3 separate regions of the Mus musculus genome follow, and all the other regions are linked to region 2. The links are chromatin loops, found by intact Hi-C in ENCODE. Cell type or tissue: heart. All regions are shown on one strand.

Region 1 (8,000 bases), 460 kb before region 2:
TGTAAAAACAAGCAAACAGATCAGGAAGTACCCAAAGCAAGGTGATATGAGAAGCCTGGAGCTGCCATGTCTGCCTTGGGTCACTATGCTATTCTGTGTTTTCCTTTGAGCAAAAAGAGCTTGCTTAGGGTACGATACGAGCTGTCTGGACAGGCACTCAGTATGCTACTTGGCTTCTCTCAAGGGACAACCCTTTCAACGTGTTCACTGTTGCTTTTGGTCCCATGATCTGAGATGAGGGTCTTACGAGTTAAAGGCAGATGGGTCTTCTCTGCCAAATGCAGGGAAGAGATTAAACAGGGTTCGATGGATTGTTTGTGAGTATAACATGGACTGCGGATCTGGAAAGTGTCATATGATGTCACTGGGATGGTTCCAGGTGGTCACATGACAGGGTTATCCAAAGCAGCTGGCTGCCACTCTGGCCTTGATGACTTTTCTTGGTAATGGAAACTTCTCCACATTTACTGTTCACTGTTTCCAAGGTTTCATCACAGTTTATGGTTCATAAATTCTCCTAAATGCCTCCTGTTTAAATTTAAGCAATCTCACTCTCTTGCAGAAACATTTTTCTACTTACAAAAAAAAATTACCAACTTCTTGAATCATGTTAAATGGAGCCATTATTTTTAAGTTTCTTGTTTGAAGCTCTAGCATCTCTGGGGGTCGCTCCAGGATCTGCTGGCTGGGTATACATATCATCCTGGGTCGAGCTGCTGCTTTGGGTTTGGAACTATTATGGGTGCTGTCTATCCATCTTTCCACTCATGCAGTCCCACCATCGCCCTGCGTGTGTGAAAATGGGCAGCAATGTGTATCTGTAGTAGGGTGGAACTGCCTAGTCCTGGAGACTGATAGTATTGTGGTACTTTATCCAGGAGAGTCTCTCTCTCTCTCTCTCTCTCTCTCTCTCTCTCTCTCTCTCTCTCTCTCTCTCTCTCACACACACACACACACACACACATTTTCCTTCTGTGTCTCCAACACTGTTTATCGGAGGAAGCTATAGTGTCTCCTTATGGAGAAGAAAGACTGAAGTGGAATACAGGCCTCGCCTTCATCATCGTCCACTCTTGTAGAAGCTCAGGGTTACAAATCCCCAAGTCAAAGGACTATTAGGAGTTAGAGCTGGCACTGGGAAGTTGCAGTCATTAAATGAATAGACAGAGTGATGATGATGACCGTGGTAACAATGGTAGTCATCACAGTGGCCATCACGATGGCATACTGTTTATGTACCAGGGACTGGACCAGCCTTTACAGTTATCCCTTGCTCTCCTCACAGAAACTTCTTACACCATCTCCTAATTCATCCTAATTGTATAGCTCTGTGGTTGAGGTGCAGGGATACACAGCTTGTGTAAATTCACTCACATAGTAAGTGGCTAAAGGAAAATGAGATGATCCATTCCAGACCAATTTTGGCAGATAAACAAGTCTATTCATGGTTAGTTGTGGTTATATTAGCTAGATTAGTAGTCATTTCTCAGTAGCGTCAGCATCAGTTTTTGAAAGCAGGACCACTGTACCTACAATGGAACCAAAGTGAACGCATACTTTTAGCTGACAAGCTGATGTAAAGTGTTTACGTAATTCATTCCTCAGTAGCAACAAAGTCCCGGGTATTTGTGTTCTGCTTGCACCAGGATGAAGGATTCGCTAACCCATGAGAGAATCTGAGTTGAGATTCTGATGCCCTTGTGGTTGATATTAGACAACAAGAAACCTCAGAGTCAATGATCAAACCACAGAGGCCATCTCCAGGAGTGAAAGGTTAGCTCCCTCTTTACAAGCCTGATTTAACATGGACGGGGATCCACAGTGGGCTTACCAATTCAAATCTGAGCATTACTCCTATGACTAGAGAGAGATTGGTATGGAACACACATTTTTTTAAAAGTCATTTGTAGCAAACAGCCCATTATCAATGATCTTGATCAGACTAGCAGGAACAGGTAGAGATGGCCTGACCCGAGGCTGGACTTTCTAAAAAGCTTTCTAAAGTGTTTATCACCACTGAGAAGTGCATATCTGGTTAGAAAGATGCCCAGTGCCCTACACCTATCTCACAGCGTATCAACTGTGAGCAGCTAAAAGTATAACAGCTAAAAGGCTAACAGATTTGTCTTTGGCTCCACAGAAGATTTTCTTACAAGTAGTAGTGTGTGGCATGGGGCAGGCTCACAGCAAAGATGCTGCTCATTAGACTGTTAAGTAAGTGAGCAGAAGAAGAAACTGCGTATGGCCCAGGTTTTGAAATGGTACTCTGTCTTATGAAGAAGTTAGCTTATCTAGACAAGTTTTCTGTTGACTACCTCTGTGTGTGTGTGTGAATACACACACACACACACACACACACACACACACACACACACACACACACACACACATTTGTGGAGAGGCCAGAGGACATTATCATTCTTCAGGGTTCTTTCTTTCTCTCTCTCCCTTCCTTCTTTCCTTCCTTCCTTCCTTCCTTCCTTCCTTCCTTCCTTCCTTCCTTCCTTCCTTCCTTCCTTTCTTCCTTTCTTTCTTTCTTCCTTTCTTTCTTTTTGAGACAGAGCCTGTCACTGGCCTTTAATTCACAAAGTAGCTTAGTCTGCCTAGTGAGAACGTAAGGATCTGTGTGTCACCAACTCTCCTACCTGGGGACTATATGTACACAGTGCCTGGCATTATTTTTTTACATCTAGTTTCTGGATGCTTCCTGCTTACGAAGTGAACAGTTTCTGGGCCCGAGCCGCCCCCACTAGTGTTTTGTGGCCTTTGCCTGTGAGGGCATCTGAGTGACAACTGTTTGGGGACAGCTCAGGTAAGAGCTGGAGCACAGAATGGCAATTGTTGTGATTAAGTCTGACAGGAAATGGTGGGAGGTAACAAGAGCTCGAAGGACGCAAGAGGTAAATGTGTTTTCTATAAATATGTCATAATTGACAGCTGTTGTCAATTCCATTTTTTTCAACCATTTTATAGTTCAGAATGTCATTTAATGTAATTAATCACATGAGCTTTGGGAGACAGCTGTCATTGCTGAAGCCACATTTCAGTTATTTAACAACGGGGACACTGTATTTTCTGCCATCCTTCTCCACTTTCCTACAGCTTACATCATCAAGGGATATTTTATACAGACTAACCCTAGGGTCATTTGCCTAAGATACTGTAAGTAAATTATGAAAATGAGGTAAGAAATTAGGTATAAATTCTCATGCAACACGCTGATGGATAGCTATAACAAACACCATGGATGTTTTGTTTTTAGCCAGATGGAAATGGTAGAGTGGTGGAGTGGAGTCTTTCTCCATCTAAATGGTCTGGTTCTGCCTTCTTCCTGGTCTTGAGAATCGATCATTGATTTTTAGCAGTCATGTTCAGAAGATTTGAGAGGGGGTAGCCGAAGATGGTAAATAAAAAGCATTCTGTGTGTGTGTGAGTGTGTGTGTGTGTTTGTGCGCGAAAACAAGCCCGCGTGTGTGTGTGTGTGTGTGTGTGTGTGTGTGTGCTGGACATGTTTTCATGGGTATTTATTGGGGAGGGAAGATAACACATAGTCTTTTCACCTTTGTGGAAGAAGCCTGCAAGGTTAGCCAGATCCAAGGTTCTTTCTACAGCAATTGTAGCTCATGCCTCTTCATAGCCAGCAGGGGGCATCTGCAACAAAGATTTGGGTTGCCTTGAATTTTACCCTGACCAAGGAAAAAAGATCAAGTCTTTTGGAAACCAGTTTTGAAAATGAGGTCCTACACTCCCCAAACTCCTTGCAGAGAGCCTTTCTTTGTGAGGAGTGTTCTTGAACTGTGTCTGGCGTCTAGACTTAAACCTTCCTGTGTCTACCAGATATGTCCCAAGCACAGGACCCTTACTGCCCCTCTGTCTCTTTAACATGGTGGAATGTAAGTTTTCTCCTTACACCCAGGTTCTCTTCTCATTAAAATAGACCCTATATAAGTGATCTGAATAATTGAATACGTGCACCACTTAAGCCCCGCCCACCAGCTTTTATCTTGTTTTCCATTTTCTTCTCTTTCTTGTTTTTATTTCGGGGGGGCTGGAAATCTACCCAGGCTCTTGCCCATTCTAGGCATGCACTCACCAAGCTTCATCGCCGGCCTCGGCTTCTCACTTCTCTGTCTCCGGTTACTTTAAAGAAAGAAACAGAACTCAGCCACTTTATGGTCCTGGCAGTCATCTGGTGGCTTTATGTGTCTTCAGTCATGCTAGGTGATTGCCATGTTAAGCAGTCAGATTCAGAAGATCCCAGGGAGTTGGTGGGGGTGGCTGAAGATGGTAGCTAACAGGTGTGTGTGTGTGTGTGTGTGTGTGTGTGTGTGTGTGTGTGTGTGTGTGTGTGTATGCATTTCCATAGGAATTTATTGTTTTTTTAGGAAGCAAGAACACACATCATCTCTTCATTCTTGTGTCCCATCAGTATTTTCTAACGATGGGGAAATGCCTACTATGTAGTTTCCTGTGTGCAATGAGCCCTTTGGAGTTGTTCCAGACACTACCAGGGCCAGAAACACCATCTTAATCCTTGAAACATCTAGAGTCAGAGCCTCTCTATCGGCTCTCAATCAAGTTCTCTTGAATATAGTTCTATTTCAAAAAAAAAATTCATCCAGCCATACTTCTGTTTGTAGTGTCCTGGTGCTGGCCTTGCACACATACATCTAAAGGTTAAAACTTGCATCCAGTCTATTCGCTGGCAGGAAAGACTAAGATGGTCTGTGGCTTTCTGGGATTTCTATCCCCTGGCCAACATCCCACACAGGGAACAGATTTTACCATTGCACAAGGCTACTACTATTCAGACCTTTGCAGCTTGAAAAGTGTGACTCATCTCCAGAATTCTCTCCCTCTGATTAAATGCTCCACCGGGCATTTCCAATTGATTTTATTTCAAAACAAGTTTTCTTTTTCCTTGTAACACAAAAGGATAACAGACCCAAGGAGACACAAATCATTTGGTGTTAATCAGCATTAATGTAATTTAGCCAGAGGGAAGGGCCTAGTGTGCAGTCGAAGAAAGCGAGGGACCATAGCTGATGTGGTAAACACATTAGAAAGTTCTCCTCTCCAGATAGAGATGATTTTGAAATTCAATTAATGTCAGATACGCTCAAGTTTATCTAGAAACGGGAAACGAATTTGGTGAGTTTGAACCTCTTTGGCTTTCCCATTGATTTGTACTATTCCCACACTGTGTGAGGCTCTGACAGGAAGGAAGGCAATGGAGGGTGAAGCTCTTTTCTGGGAACTCTTGAGAGCCATGCAGTAATTCTGTGGGGTTTTTTTTCTTTCTTTTTCTTTTTGGAGGGTTTTGCTTGCTTGCTTGCTTGCTTTGTTCTTGTGAGGCTGCCAAGTATTCAGACTGGCTGGAACCTTATCACTGGTTATTTTCATTGGTTACTGCTTGGTGAGAGTGAATGCAATCTTACTCATCGTACTCATCCTTCTCTTCAGGATTACAAATGAATAAGTAGGTCAGTTCCTGATGAGCTTTCAATGTCTTCTTCTTCAGCCTATATATACTAGGCCAGGGACAAAGCCTCAGCAACAGAGTTCTCCCAAGCACACTGTTCCCTCTTTCTTGCATTCCCAAGGCCAAGAGGAAGAGAATACCTGGTGTTCTGGTATAGGTATCAGCTCTGAGAAGAGGAACACACGTGTATGCATGCTTGTATCTGTGTGTATACACAAACACACACATAAGTGTATATATTATAAGTATTATATATCTCATGATGTCTATGGAGCAAAGGATAACTTTAAAGTTCTCATCTATCCACCTTTGCGTCCTATATGGTGGGATTATAGGTCTTTGTCACTATGCCCAGTTTATGCAGTTCTGAAGGTCAAACCCAGGGCATCTTACACACCAGGTAAACAACCAATTGAGGCTCATCATCAGAACATGATTTTTCAAAAAATAAGTGATGTTATAAGTAGTACGTCTTTTCTAGATCACATAACACACACAAATGGCCACTGGACAATTGATATAGATAAAATGTCTCTAGAGTTTTGTTTCACTCGTGTGTGTGTGTGTGTGTGTGTGTGTGTGTGTGTGTGTGTGTGTATACCATCTTAGGAAATGAGTGATCATTTATAAACAATCCTTATGGTAAAATGCATCGATAAATGGACAGATAAAGACAATTTGATCCAACCCAAGTTAATAAAATAGTTGGCCTCCTCTTTACATGGAAACATTTTTTTTGAAGAGCCCTTTCTCTACCTTTAACTCTTTCTTGCACACATGCCAAATATGTCACAAGCTTGGTGCAGCATGGTGGTCCCTTGTCATCTCCATTGAGAATAGGAAGACAGGATGACCACATTCAATACCGCTTTGTACTATGAACTGCATTACATTTCACAATCAAGCAATCCATCTCGCGGCCTTCTCTCTGCCCTGAAAGGTCAGTCAGGCTAATGTTAACAGATTTATAAGAAACAAAAATGATCTTGCTCAAGTGAGTGACAACTGGCCATTCTCCAACTCTACTTCTGCTTCTTTTGAGAAGTTTCCTGGACTTACCCTAGTGGGAACTGAGACTATCTGTTCAGGGTCTGCTTCCTTCCGGAAACCCCAGTGGAAGAGTTCAATGGGCTATAGGCATCTTAAAAGCAAAGACCAAGGCCTATGGGTGTTTGTATATTTATTATGTACTACCTGGCACAGAAAACATAATCAATTTGTAAATTCGCAAGAAATGAATGACTATTTTAAACTCTGTTGTTACCTTTACCCCTTCATACTTGACTATTGCTCTTGCATGAGAAATTGTAAACCAGCACCTTCCTGCCTTTTACAAAAGCAAATGACTCCAGTGAAGCAAGAGAGAAAAGAACAAAGAAATAGAAGTGGGGGAAGAGGGGGGAGGGGGAGGAAGCCTAAATCTTAAAGGACCAACCAAACAATACGAAACCCCCAAACATGAGAGTGTATCACTCGTCTTTATAGAAGTGTTGGTGGATGCAATGTTGTGTCAAGTTCAACATTAATAACAGCTTTCCATATGTGCACAGCGGGAGAGGCATGTGGAGTCCAGGAGGCAGATGACTCTTTTTACTGGATAGTGAAGTGTGCCTGGGAGAAGATAGACCTTGTATCTCTGACAGTAGTGCTCTGTACTGGCCAGCAGGGGGTAGTCACAAGTGCTGTATACATTGTCCAGTCAACTCCCAATGATCAATTTTTTATCCCAGATAATATTATATGGTAGTAGTCTTACTTCCAGAGCTAGAATTTTCCAGGAGCCCTTTACAATTTAAAAAAAGTGATCTATGTCATTTTCTGACGCTTTCATTTGGTGCTTATAGGTGGAAGCCATGGGCTAGAGCTGGTTGAAAACAATAATTATGCAATTAAAGCTAGCAATTCAAATCATCTCAAAAGTCTGAGAACTTAACTATTTCACCAGACCCAACTTCCAAGCCAGAAACACTTAACATCAGGTAGTTTGTGTAACTTGTAGAGCCTGAACTCAAAGGGAGAACATCTCACTCACTGTGTAATATAAGCTGTCGCTTCCCCTGCCCCGCAGCAGATGATTTCCAATTCCCATCACAAAGCTTTGTTTAGCTAAGATACGCTTGATGTTAAGAGGTCGGGGGCTGTGCTCACTCACCGGGAAGTTTCTAGAGAAAGAACAAAAGTAAAATGAAACAGAGATGAAAAGACACCTCAGAGTTAACTATTTCTAAATCAATTTCTACACCATATTTTGAGCTAGTAGGACATTCTACATGGTAATTGGGTATTTGTGGCTTTTGTAAGTTGCAAGACAGGGCTTTCTTAACTGTGACTCTAAGATGCAAAATTGTTAATGTTGGTTGTGTATGTTACCTCTTTGCTATCTCTATGCACCAAATAGAAAAGTATGTTTTCGATATCAAAATCCTGTCTGATTATAATGTGAACCCCTCATAGCTCTTTAAGGCTTTGCTTATGATTGGTACTGACTTGGAGACCAATGGTAACAGATTGGTAAGAA
Region 2 (8,000 bases):
GTCTCTGAGGGAATCGTCAAGGGAAAACGATGTTAGTATTGTTTAAGTTGTTTAAGCCACTGGTATAAAAGTCACTGGATCAGCCATAGGATGTGTGTTCTGTTGTAGCTAAGACACACGCTTGCAAGCCTTGGAAAATGTCTATAAAATAACTTTCCTGTGTTCTATGTATTGTAGATAGCATTTTACATTAAAAGATGTGAAATTTTTAAGATGAAAATGTAACCACTTTCAAAATAGCCAACATCCATGAGTTTGTGTCCCCCGTCACCTGAGACCACAACAGAAAAGCCAGCAAGTGTGAAGTATGTGCAGCCTGGCAAAGGAAAAGGCTTCTAAAAATCTGCATGGAAGAAATCAGTAAAATCAACCCTTTCAGACACTTGTAACAACTGAAGGGACATTAAGGAGGAGCCTCTAACATGAGGTAAAGAAAATAAACATTGTGGGTTCTAACACGCCCGGTTTTGCCCTCTGATGCTCAGCTGAGCAGTGGCCTTATAAACCAGACAGAGAAACACATGATTATAATCTCAGCTTGCAAGAAGATGAGGCAGGACGATCAGAAGTTCAAGGCTAAATAGCAAGCTTGAGGTCAGCCTGGGCTAAATGAGACTCTGTATCAAAAAAGAAGTTGGAAGATGAGGTGACTATTGGTGAAGAGATGGCTTAGTTGGAAAAGTGCTTGCCGTGAAAGAAGGAGGACCTGAATTCAAATCTCCAGCATCCATATAAAAGTTGAGAATGGCAGCATGCACCTGCTCCTATAATCTAGAGGATCCTGGCACTTGCTGGCCAGCCAGAGTAGCTAACTGACTAGTCCCCGGTCTCAACATACATCTGCATGCACACACACACACACACACACACACACACACGGTCTGAGAATAGGTACACCATTTACTTAGTATGCATAACACCTCAAGTTCCCAAACCTCTAAAATAAAAGATTCAAACTAGCAGCCTCAAAATGGTATCTGTGAAAAATAGCTACCTATTCACCTCTAGAGACAGCAGAAGGTTTGGAAGGTTTTCAAAAGGTACCACCTTCCATCCTCTCTATCTTTCTTCCCCATCTGCCAGCCGTCTGGAAACTCTATATTCTAGAGTTGTCTTTTATTTGACCTGACTCAGGTTTCACCCAGTAGGAAACAGTATCTTTAGGTTGTTTATCAAAAGTATGCAGTGGCAACGGTGTAACACGGCAGTGGCCTATGGCACACCAAAGCAAGCAAGGAGCTGGCCAAGATGATTTAAAGAGAAAATTAGATTTCCTACATGAACTTTGCAAAGTTCCCCAGTACATTCTTAGGGATCTAAAAGACTCAAACTAAGCCCATAAGTATGCCTATAAGTGGCTAAGAAAGGTATATTTTCTCAACTCTGGCTAACAATAAGATACTGGGCAAACAAAAATTGAGAAAAAAAGAAGCTGACTAGAGGCTGGAGAGATGGCTCAGTGGTTAAGAGCACTGACTGTTCCTCCAGAGGTCCTGAGGTCCTGAGTTCAATTCTCAGCAACCACATGATGGCTCACAACCATCTGTAATAAGATCTGAAGCCCTCTTCTGGTGTGTTTGAAGACAGCTACAGTGTACTCACATAAATTAAATAAATAAATACATCTGAAAGAGAGAGAAAGAAAGAAAGAAAGAAAGAAAGAAAGAAAGAAAGAAAGAAAGAAAGAAAGAAAGAAAGAAAGAAAGACAGACAGACAGAAAGAGAGAGAGAGAGAGAGAGAAGAAGGGAGGGAGGGAGGAAGGAAGGAAGGAAGGAAGGAAGGAAGGAAGGAAGGAAGGAAGGAAGGAAGGAAGGAAGGAAGGAAGGAAACTGACTAGTGTGTTGAGAATGTACCCTGGCACTCACATAGAATCTGTCAGCAGAAAGCAGAAAAACAACATTTGGTTTAAAATATCTAAAAAAGTTTCTCTTATAGCTGGCCACTAAGTACAACTAACGGAAACATTAGTGTTCACCCATGCAAAACATGAAGACTATTAAGTCAGTAACAATGAGGAAAAAAGAAATGTGATTTTCAGAGTCACTATGCTGTGCTATTTTAATTATCTAGTAGTTTTTAAATGACTTACACAAGACCAAGAAAATTAGTCTATGTAAGAGGGAAAAAAAGTAGTTGATAAAAATAGATCCTGGGGAAACCCTAATGCAGGCTTACTAGTAAAAGGCTTTAAAGCAGACATCATAAATCTTTTCTAAGAAATAAAAAAAAAACTCAGTGCAAATAGTTAAGAGCAAGCCTGAGAACGATGTCTTATAAATAAGAAATTGCTAATTTTAAAGAACTAAGCAAAATCTTAGAGATGAACGGTACTATAAATAACCAAAATTAAAATTCCATAGATGAGAAAACTTGGTTGGTAAAGTGTTTGTACAAAGTGTGAAGACTCGAATTCGATCCCCAGAACCTATCTGAAGAGGTGCAGGGCATAAATCTAGACACTGTAACTGAAGAAACCACACAGTTTGGTTGCAGGACACAAAGGAGTCAAAGTGAGATTGACCAGGAAACCTTTTCCCCTGCTGGCTTTCCGAGTGCCAGGAGGGGCTAGGCAGACAGCAGAGGGAGAAAGACATCCGTGGTCTTCCTCAGCACAGGACCGTGCAGGCTACAATACCGGCCTGCTTAGGTGAGATGTGTACACGGATGCAATTGTAGTTTGACAGTTACAGAGTCACCAATCCCTTTCTGATCCACAAGAAAAAAGGATTCATCCCCAGTACTGTATCCTGGTCAAAAACTCATAGCTGTGAAGACAATATGCCCTAGATATGGGGAGACTACATGACCTAAATACTCGCTTTCATACCCACAGACCTGGGCTACTCTCAGTCTTGGTCAGAGAAGGTTTTGATTTTTGTTGTGGTAGCTGGCAGCCATAAACGCAGACACTTAAAACTAGTCGACGGGCTAAGAATAGAGGACTGCTAGTGCTTGGCTCTCAATGAGACGTCCATATCACCTATGCGCCCAAGGCTCGGGGAACACTGCGGAAGAAAAGGTGGAAGGGATGTAAGAGTGGACAGGAGTGCTTTGAGATGTCTTCCGGACATGACGTAGCAGTTGCACACGTGAACTCCATTAGCTATGTTTGTCTGCACAGGCTCAAGGCAGTCAAAACTCCACCAGGGATGGGGAAAACAAGGCCCCCCGCCCCTAGCTGAGAAGCCATTGGCTACTGCTGGCTGCTGGCAGAGGGAGAGTGGTTTTCCTTTGTTTATATGGCCGCTGGTAAGTTGCTCCAGTGGATAGCCTCATACCTGGGTACATATGGACAATAATAATTATACTCAATGGTGTATGTATGTGTATATGTATGTGTATGTATATATATATATATATATATATGTATATGTATACACACACATACATATATACATATGTATATATATGAATGAAAAGGTCATAAAGTTGGAAATGGAACATACCAAGTGGCCACCCACAGGGAGTCAGAGGAAGTAAATAAAGGTGGTATGGTGCTGCCCAGATTCAGGGTGGATATTTTGTTTATGGTTTTGTTTGTTTGTTTGTTTGTCTTTGTTTTTTTAAACTTCTCTGGAAATGTCCTCTCTTGGTCAAGGTGTGTCTCCTAGGTAACTCCAAAATCCAATCACATTGACAATGGCGACTATCCACCACAAGTCCATATATATTAAGCCTTTTAAGCCCGAGAGCTGGCTCAGAGAAATACCCCTGCTAAGCAGAGAACAATTCCCTGGGTAGGGTTAGGACCAGGATGCCACCTATCCTAGCTTGCGGGGATGAGGCTCAGGGCTCCAAAGAGGAGGATGGTTGGAAAGATGTGTAAGACACACAGGAAAGTGGTCAGTTATTTCTGGAGAACCGGACTTTGGAAAAGTTGAACTTGGTTGAGGCAAAAAATTGGAATTTCTTATATCATGATTTAATTGTCTAGATGCAAGAAAATGATCCATTCAATTAAATGATAAGTTATAATTAACTTTTAATGAATTTACTAATTCTTTTTTTTGGGGGGGGTGTCGGTCTTCAAACCTAGGGCTATGCAGTCCAGGCACTCTACCACTGAGCTACACCACCCCCCTGCACCCTCTTTTGAAAAGGGTTTTTGTTGAAATGGAATATAGAAAAGATATATTGAAAAAGAAACCTCACCAATTTGTAGAATCCTTGCTATTGCTATTTCTGTCTGTCATAAGCTCTGTCTCGTCCTTCATCTTCACCTATCATCTCTGCCATTTAAACCACACTTAGGCTTGAATTAATCTTAGTAAGCAGTTGGCGCCTAAATCCTGACCCCAGCTCAGATCTAGCATGTAGTCTGAACTGTTACTACCTAGATGCACATCCTTAAGGGAGTGGCTTCTTTTGGAACTCAGTTACTTATATGTAAAATGAATCATTCAAACTAAGTACTCTGGTCTGCTGCAAGTGGGAAGAATAACAGAAAGACACACCTGTAGCGTCAGGGGCAAGATGGTTGGGCTAGGAAGGAAGCTCTGGGAGGATGCATAATGACATTCATTGCTGCAAAGCCAGAGCTCCTGAACCAAGGCTGAGTTGCTACTTCATCCCAGCCTTTGTTCATACTGCCCTCTGCTGCTCAGACATAACCCTTCCACAAAAGCCACAAAGAACTGTGGCCTGCCAAGACGAGGCCTCGGGGACAGCTGACTCACAGGAAGTAGTCTATAGTACAGTCAGAAGACGTGAGGAACCAAGTCTGCCAAAAATATTCTGCTTCAGGGCTTCGACTATTACCCTCATATTTTATGTCTCTTCATGGCAGCGTTTCATGTATTTCAGGCTCACTCCAAACTCACTATGAATTTAAGCTCCTTCTGCCTCCATTTGTCAGGGGCTGCAATTACAGTTGTGCACACCATCCTGGGTCTGATACCCTCAAAATCCTAACCTCGAGTTTTCTTTATACTAGGCCTCCTAACAGCTTGGCATATTAGAGCTAGGTTAAGTCCTGAGGGAAAGGACAATGGCAACTACATTGTAGAGGATTTCAGAAGGCTATGGGAGGTGGGGGGAGTCCCTATCCACAGATGTGTCCAATCTTTTTGTGACATGATGTTGTCACCTAAGTTCATACTTAAGAACTAAACAGTCAAGTAACGATCCCTCTCCCGATAGCTTTTGACCAATAATGCTGATTGTAATAGTACTCTGAGCATCTCCACTTGAATATGCTTATCTGTGAGAATGGGTTCTCAAGTGTCTTCTCTTCTAGGGTTTGACTTTCCATCTCCTATATGTGAGTTATCAAGATTTCTATTGCATTTCCCAATTGCTCAATGAATAGGGTTGGATGGGATCTTGTGCTCTCAGGCCCTCTTCTACTATGACATTCTGACTTGTGCCAGATTCAGGCTGCCAAATGCTCGCCTCTTCAGGATGTCTTTTATGAGCAGATAAACATGTTCAAAGAATGTAGGAATCTTTCCCTTGAAACAATTAGATTTGCCTAAATATAGTCCTGTTCTCTCAAATGTTAAGTATTCCCAGAAGTGCCCTGCTGCCACACATACTCACACATACATACTCACACACATATGCACACACATACACACATGCACACTCACATACACACACACCTACCTTCCAGATAACAAGAAAATGTCACCCAGGCCCAGGAACAATTGATTGGTCTTCGGCTGATGTTGCATAACCTTGTCAAGATCCTCATTACTTCACAGTAGCCCAAGTATGGCTCTGCCTTCAGTCATCTGGTCCTCTCTCTTCTTGTGCTATGAGGCCAAAGTTTGCCAACTTGCCTCTTCCTTGAACTATTGATGGTGACAGTCACAAAAAACAATTGATTCTTAGCCTTTCCATTTCCTCTTCAGCACAAAGAACTTAAACCTTGTAAAAACACAACTGTTTCTGTCTGTTCCTCTCTCCAACACTTTAGCTTGTGCTCAACATTTTCAGAATGCTGTTTGGATTGGACCATGTGACAAGACTGTAGAGCCAGAAGACTTGGATTTTAATCCCTACTCTTCCATATCCTAGTAATGAAATTTTAAGTTACTTAAGCCCCATCTTTGACCAATGAATTATATCTTGAAACAAAACTGCATGAGGTATAAAATGTTCTTCTTGAGGCAGAACTTCGAAAAATAACAAATCTTAACTGTTCAGTTTTAGGATTTTTTTTTTCCTTTAAATGGCTCCATGACCACTGCCCAAGTTCAGAGTATTTGAAAACCCTGGCAAATGCCTGTGCTCCTTGCTCGGTTGCCATCCCTCCTATAGGACTTTGTTATTCTATTTTCCTACTATGAATTCATTTCTGCCAGTTCTTAATCACTGCCTATTTGGAATAACGTCATTGTTACAAGGTGAAGATTTCTCCGCAGTTCTCTTCTCAAATGAAAAAGCCTCCTGAGAGGCTCTGCCAGTGCCTGGCAAATACAGAAGTGGATGCTCACAGTCATCTATTGGATGGAACACAGGGCCCCCAATGGAGAAGCTAGAGAAAGAAGCCAAGGAGCTGATGGGGTCTGCAACTCTATAGGTGGAACAACAATATGAATTAGTATCCCCCAGAGCTCTTGTCTCTAGCTGTATATGTAGCAGAGGATGGCCTAGTCAGTCATCAATGGGAGGAGAGGCCCTTGGTCTTGTAAAGGTTCTATGCTCCAATATAGGGGAATGCCAGGGCCAGGAAGCAGGAGTGGGTTGGTTGGGGAGCAGAGGGAGGGGGAAGAGTATAGGGGATTTTTGGAGAGGAAACTAGGAAAGAGGATAACATTTGAAATGTAAATAAAGAAAATATCTAATAAAGAAAAAGTTCTCAACATAAATTTAGCCTAGTAGTGAGAGTACATGCTGGAGACTCGGGCAGGCTGGCACAGGCACTAGCCTCCCCTCCCACTCACTTCTGCGTTATGAACTTTTTTATGTTCATGACTATTTTAGTGGGTGGCATACATTTATTTTGTTAGAACTTAGTGATCTAAAGGCAGTCTATTAAGCATCTATATTCCCACAGTGATGAGATGTTAATTTTGTGTCAGTTTCCTTAGGCTAAGAAAATACCAGAGAGCTGGGATACCATTCTTTCCCAGGGGGTCTCTAAGGATGCTTGGGGAGGAAGGGGGAGGGGGATGGAAGACATCAGCATATGAAACCCTAAATCAGTGTACTGTAAAGATCAGCCTTATTCATGTGGGAACTACTACTGAGGGCCTGTGGAGGCAAAAAAGGTGGGAGAAGTATGCATGTGCTGTTTGAGCTGGGACAACCATCTTCTTTGTTTTATGACCCTGGCATCTTCTGGATGGCTGGGATGTACACTATTAGTTCTCTACCTTGACAATGGACTAGAATTATACCACTGACTTTTTCAGACTTCAAGCTTATAATCATGAGGTCACAGAACTTAGCTTCTACAACCTTATGAGCCAATCTGTCCAGAGAAATGTCTATATAACTCTATCTGCCTGTCAACCTCCTTAGGAGCCATTTCCCTGGAGAACCCTAACACAATAGAGTTCTCGAGCACTCTTGCTGCCAAACTCCAGTCAACGGGATCACTGTTTGCTCCTGTTTAACGTCCTTCTTAGCATTAAATTATCTTTATTATGAATGTTTTTCAATGAAAACTATTAAGGAAAGAACTGTTGTACCTTTTATGTCTCCAGAATGCTGGCTATGACCTCACTCCCTTAAGGATCACTTCTCAATGTGCATTTCCTAAAACCTGGAGCTGCAGAGAAGTGAACAAGAATTCCTGGAAAGAAACTGTGCAGCAGAGCTGATTGTCTAGTTAGAACTTCAGTGGTGTGGAAGGGTTGATGTTGCAGGTCCAGAGCCTAATTATAGTTTATTCTGGGCTATCTTTTTAGCCCCCTTGATGGCCATTCTAGTCCACCTGTTTCAGGACTAACATCCTGTGACTAACAGTTTAAAAACAAACAAACAAACACACAAACAAACAAACAAAAAATCTTTTGGAATGTATTAACTAACAAAACTCTACTCTTCCAGC
Region 3 (8,000 bases), 170 kb before region 2:
GTCCCCTGCATTCTCTCAACTCACTAGTCAGAGTTCCTGACACACAGCCGGGCATCTTGTAGTGCAGCCTCATCAGAGGCTGGTGGCTCTCTAAGCATGCCGCCTCATCTAGAAGGGTTCCGAGACCAGCACACTCAGCCATTTCAACACGAACCATCTGATGATATGGAATGTTCCAGAAGCTCGACCACCATGAAAACCATGGCCACGGGCAGTGCTCCCTACAAAACCAAGTACTTGACTTGCCTGCTGTGGTACCAACTCCTCCTTCCTGTTTATCTACATCCTTCCCAGCATCCCCCAGCTCAACATACACACCAAAAGCAAAGCCAGGGCAACAAAATGAACACCTCTCTTGCACTCAGCCTCACCTACAACAGTGGTTCTCATCCTTCCCAATGCTGTGACCCTCTAGTACAGTTCCTCAGGTTACTTCATTGCTACTTCCTCGCTGTAACTTTGCTACTGTTATGAATCATAATGTAAGTATCTGGTAGGCAGAATATCTGATACGTGACCCGCTTCTGAAAGGGTAACATGCCCCTCCCCACAAGGAGTCTCTACCCACAGGATTAGAACCACTGATCTGATCTAGACTGTGGAAATTACCTTGAAAAGATGCCGCAGAAAAATGCCTTGAGGTTGAATTGTGGATTAGGCAGGATTCCAGCATTCAGATATAAGTAGTCTAATCTTTGAAACCTGCGAGTAAAATACCAAAAATGGCACTGTTAGAAAAGATGAAACAAAACTGTACTCCACACTATAACACAGAAGGCCTGAGGACAGAAAAACCCTTTCCAAACCAATGAAGATGGCCACAATGTAAACCTGGCATTACAATGGCTCTTCCTCGGCAGTGTCTCGAGCCACAGCGGACACCTGAGTATCTTGGCTCAGGGTGGTTCCAAAGGGCTTTGAAGTTAAATCTCTAGACAGAAATCCAACTGCAGCCCCCCAACCAAGCACGGGAGACCCCTCAAGCAAACCCATCTTCCTCCTGATCTATTTTACCAGTTCATATCCTCCAAAGCTGGCAAGTTAAAGTCACATAATGCCCAGCAGGTCTGCCGTGACCTATCAGTGCTGAAATCTGGATGACCAGGAATCTACCAACACAGAAGACCCAAGTGGAAACCACGCAGCGGAGCTCATGGCTGGAGACTACGTATCATAAACTGATTAAAGGTTGCGCTCTCACATACCCTAAAACCGTAAATGCCCTGGGGGGATTAGGCTTGCTTCAGAATATGTGTCATGGAGGAGTTGAGAAATGCAACCGTGAGTGAGCTTTTTTTCAGTTTTAAAACTTCATAGGCCTTAATGTACGCACACCCCTTAGGAAGTGGGGTCCAGGCAGGCGGTACCTGCTCCCGTGACACTCAGGCAACACTCATGCTCAGAGTGTCGCCCAGAATCTCAGGCACCACATCCTGTCTGCTTTGTGACCCAGGACAGAGCCACAGCTGATAAAACCAGACCTTGAAATATATTTGGTTGCCAATATGGATAATGAATCAGTACTTCTTGGTCATACAACAACCATATGGTTGAAATTATTAAAATGGCTACTTTAAGTAGTGACATTGTTGCTGCTTTAGCTACTATGTGTCATGCAGGTAAAGCCAGATTAGTTATCGCATTATCTACTTTACAAACTTTAGTAATAACACGTTATTTTGCTAGGCATGAAGAAGCAATGCTTAGTAAAGTGTGGATATTAAGCTCTGGCTTCAATCAAGCAGCATAATTAATATATTCAAAATTGAAAGGATTGCCGTAGTATCTCTCTCTGGATAAAACAGCATCACCATTTTGAATGCGTTCTAACAGGACGGAGAATACAGCAGAATACAGATCTAGTGTCCGACACAACAGTTCTTTTGCCAACTGGAAAGGGTAAATCCAAGTTCTCAGGGCTCGAATGTCATCACTATGTCAGACTCCCTCAGCACAACTTGTTCTATATATACTATATCCATTACCTTCCCATGTTTCCCTGACCTGTCCAGTTTGATTAAATGCCATGCTATACTACCACACAGGAAAGAAGAGTCCTTTTAAGCTATGCCCATTACCTTTGAATGTTTTCCTGCCCTTTCTCATTTGATTAATTTTATGACAGACAGCAATCTATGACAAAGAGACATACTTTTGCTTGACTTCCTCTGCACCCCGGACCACCGACTGCAGGCTGCTGACATCCATCTGCACGATGCTGACTTCGGCGGAGGGGTGAGAGGCCAGCAGGGTATCTCGAACAGCTCTTGCTTTGCTCAGGTTCCTACACGCCAAACACAGGTGGAGGTCATCGTCTTCTGCCAGCAGTCGACCGCAAAGGGCTAGCCCAATGCCACTGAAGGGAGAATTCAGGCACAAGCATGAGCTCATTGAAATGGTGTTAAATGAAGGCAGTTCTCTCTGGTTCAGAAACTTGACAGTGTCAATATGAGCTCCAATGAGAAATCCAAGCAGATAGAAAATACCCAAACATTATGTGAAGAAGGAATCTCCCGATTAGCCATGTTGATAAGCAACATCCAGTTGTTCCCCTCTAATATGGTTCAATGACACAGTGAGTGAGGGTTGGAGCACCTGTTAGGGTGTGATTTAATATATCTCTAGCAAATACTTTAAGGGGGGCCGTATTAGTTGTTTACCGTGTCCCCATTTTCTTGTGGTGCCTTGGTCCCGCAAAGGCAAGGGTTCTCACCACTTCTTGGTACTGTTGCTATTAGGAAAACTGTAAATCGCAGTAAGTGAACCAACCGGTGAGGTTTTGGTTTGGGTTTTTGTTTTTTGGGGTTTTTTTTTTGCTTTGTTTTGTTTTGTTTTCAGGAGAATACACAGTAGCACAGCTTGAAGTTAAATCCCTGTCAACTACTAAGTCACAGCAGAATAGCCAAGAGTTTAAAAAAAAAAAAAGCCCTCAATACAAGTAGACAGAAAGCAGAATCAGCAAGCAGATAGAGCCGAAGACAAAGAAGCAGGAAAGAGCAGAGCTAGGAGGCTTCAGATGCACTGGGTCACAAAGAGTGATATGAAGGTCGCAGCAGATGGGGCCCACTGCTGGTAGCGAGGCCATTCTGGGTAACAGTAAGTTCTCATGCAGACTGCCAGCAAAGGGAGCTCCAAAGTGAGTCTGGAATCCACAGAATCTGGCGGCCCTGCCAGCAAAGTACCAAGCAGATACCGGCCTATTCATCCTTACTTTAAATACCAACTTTAGTATAAGTTGCACACACCACAGTATATCAAAATCACACCAATTCAGGTCTGACTTCTACAGGCACTTTCCACTCGAGAACGGCCAAAACCCAGCTGACCTAAAGGAGAGCGCACACTAACAAAAAGCCCAAGACAGACCCCTCCACTGGTTTAGTTAATATAGATGTGATTGGGTCACTGAAACAGGCTTAAGTGGCATTTAACAAATCCTGTATTAATTCCTCAAAAAATAGCAATGTAACCAATTGGGGGTAGGAGGGGAGTTGGTTGGGTCCATCCTCCACACATTCTTCATCAACAAATGATAAGTAGGTCAAGGGTCAAATGGGCAAGCCTGGAATAACTTTGCTGGCATCTGCATCAGGATAAGCCTTAGTTGCTAGACTGGTCGTTCTGTAGGTTCCTGGAAAGAGTATATGAAAACATGCTGCAGGAGTGAAATTTCCTCATTGTCCTAAAGTTCATGGATGCTGACATTTAAACACCCCGAGTGTTTAGGTTTAAAGTGAACTGTGGGCACCTACAATTAACTACTCTCGGAGACTGACGGTCCCTAGAGAACAACTGTCCAGCATCACTGCCAGGCTGACCAGTCACTGGCGGTTTAGCTTTCCTTTCCACTGTCATGTTTAATTCAAAGCGCCAGCCACCGAGCACCGAGCACCAAGCGAGGCAGGCATGACCACACCTCTTGGAAAGCCAGGGAACGGGGTCTCTGCGGACCCCATCGAAGTGAATCACCGACCTGCGCTTCCCCCCGCATAGACTCCGGGGTTCCATAGGAGGTCTCACCTGCTCGCCCCGGTGATCAAAACCACCTTCCGCATCTTCCACGCCCTGCACCGAAGTAGAACTGCACCGGGGTTCTCTTAGCCTGAACCTTGATCCGTGACCACGCGCACCTCGACCAATCAAGGCTCGGCCCGGCTCCACCTCTCCTGCGTCATCCGGTCCGCGCGTTAGGCCCGCCAATCGCGACTCGGCATCTTCTCTCCACGCCCAGACCGGGTGAGGTGAGATAGGCCGAGGGGCGGAGCCACGTGACACAAGGGTCCTATAGCCAATCCAGGCAGTCGCCGCCCCCAGTCTGCGGCGGGGGCTTTGTTCTGAGTGAAGCAAGCGGGCGGCAGAGCTGGAGGTTTCACAAGGCTGCTGGGAGAGGCTTCGGTGCAGGAACCCAAGTCCAAGTTTGCTTCTTAGGATGTGTAAAGCATGGTCTTTAAGAAAGAGAACCTGGATTTCATTGAATTGTATTTATGTCGAATCACGAGTAAGTTAGCAATTTCAAGCTCTGAATGTGGAATGAAACCAGAGAATCTCAGAACGCTAAAGGAATGCGTACTGTCATCTCCTTCAGACCTCTCAGGTCGCTGTAATGAGCTTTATTTTCTCACTCTCTCTGCCTCTCTCTCTCTCTCTCTCTCTCTCTCTCGCTCGCTCGCTCTTTTTTTTTTTTTTTTTTTGTCTCCAAGCCATCCCAGATGAGTACTTTGGAGGGAGCAGAACTAGGTAATCAGGGAGGGGCAAATGCATACATTAAAACTCCCTTTTTTTATTAAGTTCAATTCGCATAAAAATACCCTGCGCAGCTGTTATAATCGTTATCCCAGCTTTCGCTACTTACAGATGATTAATATTGAGTGAAAGGACTAATACTCATATGATTGAACAAACTATTCCTCTTTCAGAGCTGTAATTACTAGGGATAGCCGTGATCCTAAATGATAACGTCTTTTCTGGGCTTTAATCTATATGTTTTGATTAATGATACCAACAAACTGCTAAAACTTAAGAAAACTGGTTGATCATTTCAACTGTTCTTAAAAGACAGTAACTTAACAAATTTTCTAAAGCCTTGAAGTGGAAAAAAAAAAAAATCCCTGATCTTGAGATTCCATACCCAAATGATCCTTTTTAAACCCTGGAGTTCAGAAGTGGCAGCAAAAGAACAGAGAAAACTGTGTGGCTCTCCCAAAGAAAGCTCACTTTTTAAAAAGAAATTGGAGAGCCTGGTGGGTGGGTTGGGTGGCAGACAGGTGTGTCCACACTGCACCCTAGGGTAGCATGAAAATGGCCCACCAGAAAACTGTAAACTTAATTAACATATTATGACGTTTATTTTGAGTTGTTTTTTTTTTTTTAAGTTCTCTTGTGCAATTATTAGCATGAACTCTGTGCATGAAAGCAACATCAGGAGTCTGCCTGGGTCCGAGAGGAGTTCAGCCTTACTACAGCCTCAGATGAGAACAGGAGTGGGACCAGCTCTGAGTTAGATGAAACCCAGAAGACTTCAGAGAAAGTCCTCTATCACTTCCAGCCCAGCCCAGTAAGGGAAACTGGGACTCTTCCTCCTTTTGTTCTACTCAAGTTGCTGCTTCCAAGGCTCTGTGACCGACAAGGGATGGACTGGACTATTAATCTAAAATGTTTAATTTTTAAAGTCATTTGTCATAGAGAGTCACAACCCCGAGCAATGAAAATATTTTTTAATTCATAGGTGAGTGTTGGGTTTTGGTTTGGTTTTGTTTTGTTTTTACCTCACTCCAAACTACTCATCTTGGGTTTGTGTTGTCCTGGGGTTCTTCAGTTGGGTACCAGAACAGTCTGGTGCACAGTGAGTGAAGCTATCACTGGCAAGCCTTGGCATGAGTTGAGCAGGTGTAGTTAACTCAACATTAATTGTGCTCCTTGTAATAAATCCATCTCTACCCTAAAGTCAGACCGTGATCGCTTTTCCTTTTAGGGGACAGTAGGTAAGGATGAGAGACATATCTTTTGCTCTGAGTACAAAGTTCTATTCTTGGTTCTTAGAAACATTCACAGAATAGACGGCCTCTAATTTGCAAACGGGACTAATGAATAACTTCCAGTTGGGGCTGTGTAGTTTCTCATGTTCATATTTTTCAATGCTCTTCCCTTAAAAAAAAATGCATTCAGTCTGGCTCAAAACTAACTGAGAGTTTTACCCAGTTCATTGGTGGTAAATGGTCATGTGTTACCCTGTGTAGGATCCAAGGACTCTAGAAGAGAAGGACTTACAGATGTGTGGTCACTTCTTTTTCAAATAGGAAGTAAATATAAAACTCTGAACGGAAAATAGTTTTCTTGTTCTCTGCAACTTAACCAGACCCATGCAAGTTGCTAATGAAAAACTGAATAGACAAAATTTCCATCCTCAATAATGACCTACATAATGAAACATGTGGATAACTTGTCTGTGTTGTTTGTGTATGTGTGTGCATAGATGCAAGCCATCACTCATATCTGCCATTAAGCCTCGGCAGTATGTGTTGGCAGCAGAATTAGATCTCTGAACATCCCTAGTCCCCTTGTTTCTTTTTGTTCCATCCCAGTTCCACCGCTCAGGTATATTCCTGGTCTTCGGTCCTGAAAGCCTGGACATTGCAGAGATAGGAAGTGCACTCATGAATACTGTTTATTCTTTGAGAATTCATGCCCATTCTCTTTTCTACTAGGACACCTGCTGGGAGAAGTGTGCTCCTGTTACTCAGAATTCTGCAAGTGAAAGTAAAATGTGTTGGGGATAGTTCCTCCCTAATCTCCATTGGGAAGTTTGCATCTGGATCCCAGTTGTATACAGTTTTTGTTAATTTATGCTTGTGTGAACAGCTGCCTGAGACAGACCATATTTGGATTTAGCAAGTGTTTCTGTTCCTTCAAAAAAAAAATATATCAAAACAAAACAACTCCACAGTAATGACAATGAAGGCTTTCAAAAGAATTCTGGAAACTCAGGTTCCCAGAAGTGGCCCAATAACATGAAGATATGAAACAAGGTCTCTACTATGTCAGAGACATCGCCATGTTAGTTAGCTGTCAACTGACATCTAACAGAAGCCTTTTCACATGACTCTCTGTCAGACATCCCTGATAACCGTGTGCACACTTTCCCTGTGTCACATCACCACTCCACCAGTGGTGTCAGGAGGAAAGACAACAAAGGCCAGAACTGTTACTGCTGAGACAGAAAGAAGACTGTATCAGTAGCATGACTCTTTAATCACTGTTATGTACAATTTATCATCTGACAGACTTACAGGGAATAAATAAAGGAAAATAGACAATTGGCACCACGTTCCATTCCTTTTTCTAGTACAGAGAATATTTCTGTAGCCATTTCAGAATGACTATGACCATGTTAAGCAGAAATTAAATCCATTTGCTGTTTAGCTCTTGACAAAACACATTACCCACCACAGGCTATTGAATAAGGCCCAGATGTTGTCTCCTCATAGAAGAGTCCACCACAGTGCTGCAGGAAGTCGGTCCTTGGGAACAGGACATGGGGCAAGAAGAAGAGAATCCATCCATAGCAAAGAACCATTTTGTACTGAAAGTAACGACCTGTGCTTTCCCTTGACAAATGTTTGTGCTTGCAGATCAGCCTGGCAACTTGGATCTGCTCTCCTATAAGACCTGTAAGGTTACTGGCAAGGTGTCTGTAGGAGAAACTATATAGCTTTTTTCAGAGGTCAAAGGTATACACTGTCTGTAGAACACGTTTTCCTTTGTTCTCTTTGAGAGTAAGCCCTCTGTTATAAAGCGCTTCTCCCCAAATTAACACATGTGATACATAATTTTTCCACTCTTTATTCATTAAAAATATAACATACACAAACTACTCATTTGTGTGCTAGGAATCTCATAAGCCACAGACAGTTGTTATCCTGTAGCCCTTAAGCAAGGCAGCTTAAAAATGTCTAGCAGGAAACCCAAAGTAATGGTCCAAGAAACGAGAGTTTCAACTTTTC

Evidence for each region. Hi-C counts contacts between places; a loop is a spot of excess contacts. Peaks named below come from ENCODE experiments on the same cell type or tissue, not always from the same donor. Only the 100,000 strongest peaks of a DNase experiment are listed, where the experiment ranks them.
Region 1: it touches region 2 in a loop (5-fold over the local background); 10 of 42 quality-filtered maps call a loop at or near these places.
Region 3: it touches region 2 in a loop (4-fold over the local background); 15 of 42 quality-filtered maps call a loop at or near these places.

The regions. Positions count from the first base shown.
Region 1 is chr1:169,667,186-169,675,185 of GRCm38, forward strand. The region is part of intron 1 of Rgs5 (regulator of G-protein signaling 5); the gene reads left to right. Among named protein-coding and RNA genes, the nearest start is that of Rgs5, 16 kb to the left of the region's middle. In heart, CTCF peaks have their summits at 3,643 (motif pointing right) and 7,141 (motif pointing right); no DNase peak of the experiment used is centred here.
Region 2 is chr1:170,131,951-170,139,950 of GRCm38, forward strand. No RefSeq gene overlaps it. Among named protein-coding and RNA genes, the nearest start is that of Uap1, 39 kb to the right of the region's middle. In heart, a CTCF peak has its summit at 4,596 (motif pointing left); a DNase peak (open chromatin) is centred at 4,631; H3K27ac peaks cover 412 bases.
Region 3 is chr1:169,965,078-169,973,077 of GRCm38, forward strand. It overlaps Hsd17b7 (hydroxysteroid (17-beta) dehydrogenase 7), which reads right to left and starts at 4,128. Exons shown (of 9, transcript NM_010476.3): 1 at 4,021-4,128; 2 at 2,153-2,356; 3 at 610-702. The coding sequence starts at 4,055. It overlaps Ddr2 (discoidin domain receptor family, member 2), which reads right to left. Exons shown (of 17, transcript NM_022563.2): 17 at 7,230-8,000. It overlaps 3110045C21Rik (RIKEN cDNA 3110045C21 gene), which reads left to right and starts at 4,332. Exons shown (of 3, transcript NR_040438.1): 1 at 4,332-4,498; 2 at 5,373-5,725; 3 at 6,705-7,319. In heart, no CTCF peak of the experiment used is centred here; a DNase peak (open chromatin) is centred at 4,224; H3K4me3 peaks cover 2,725 bases; H3K27ac peaks cover 4,760 bases.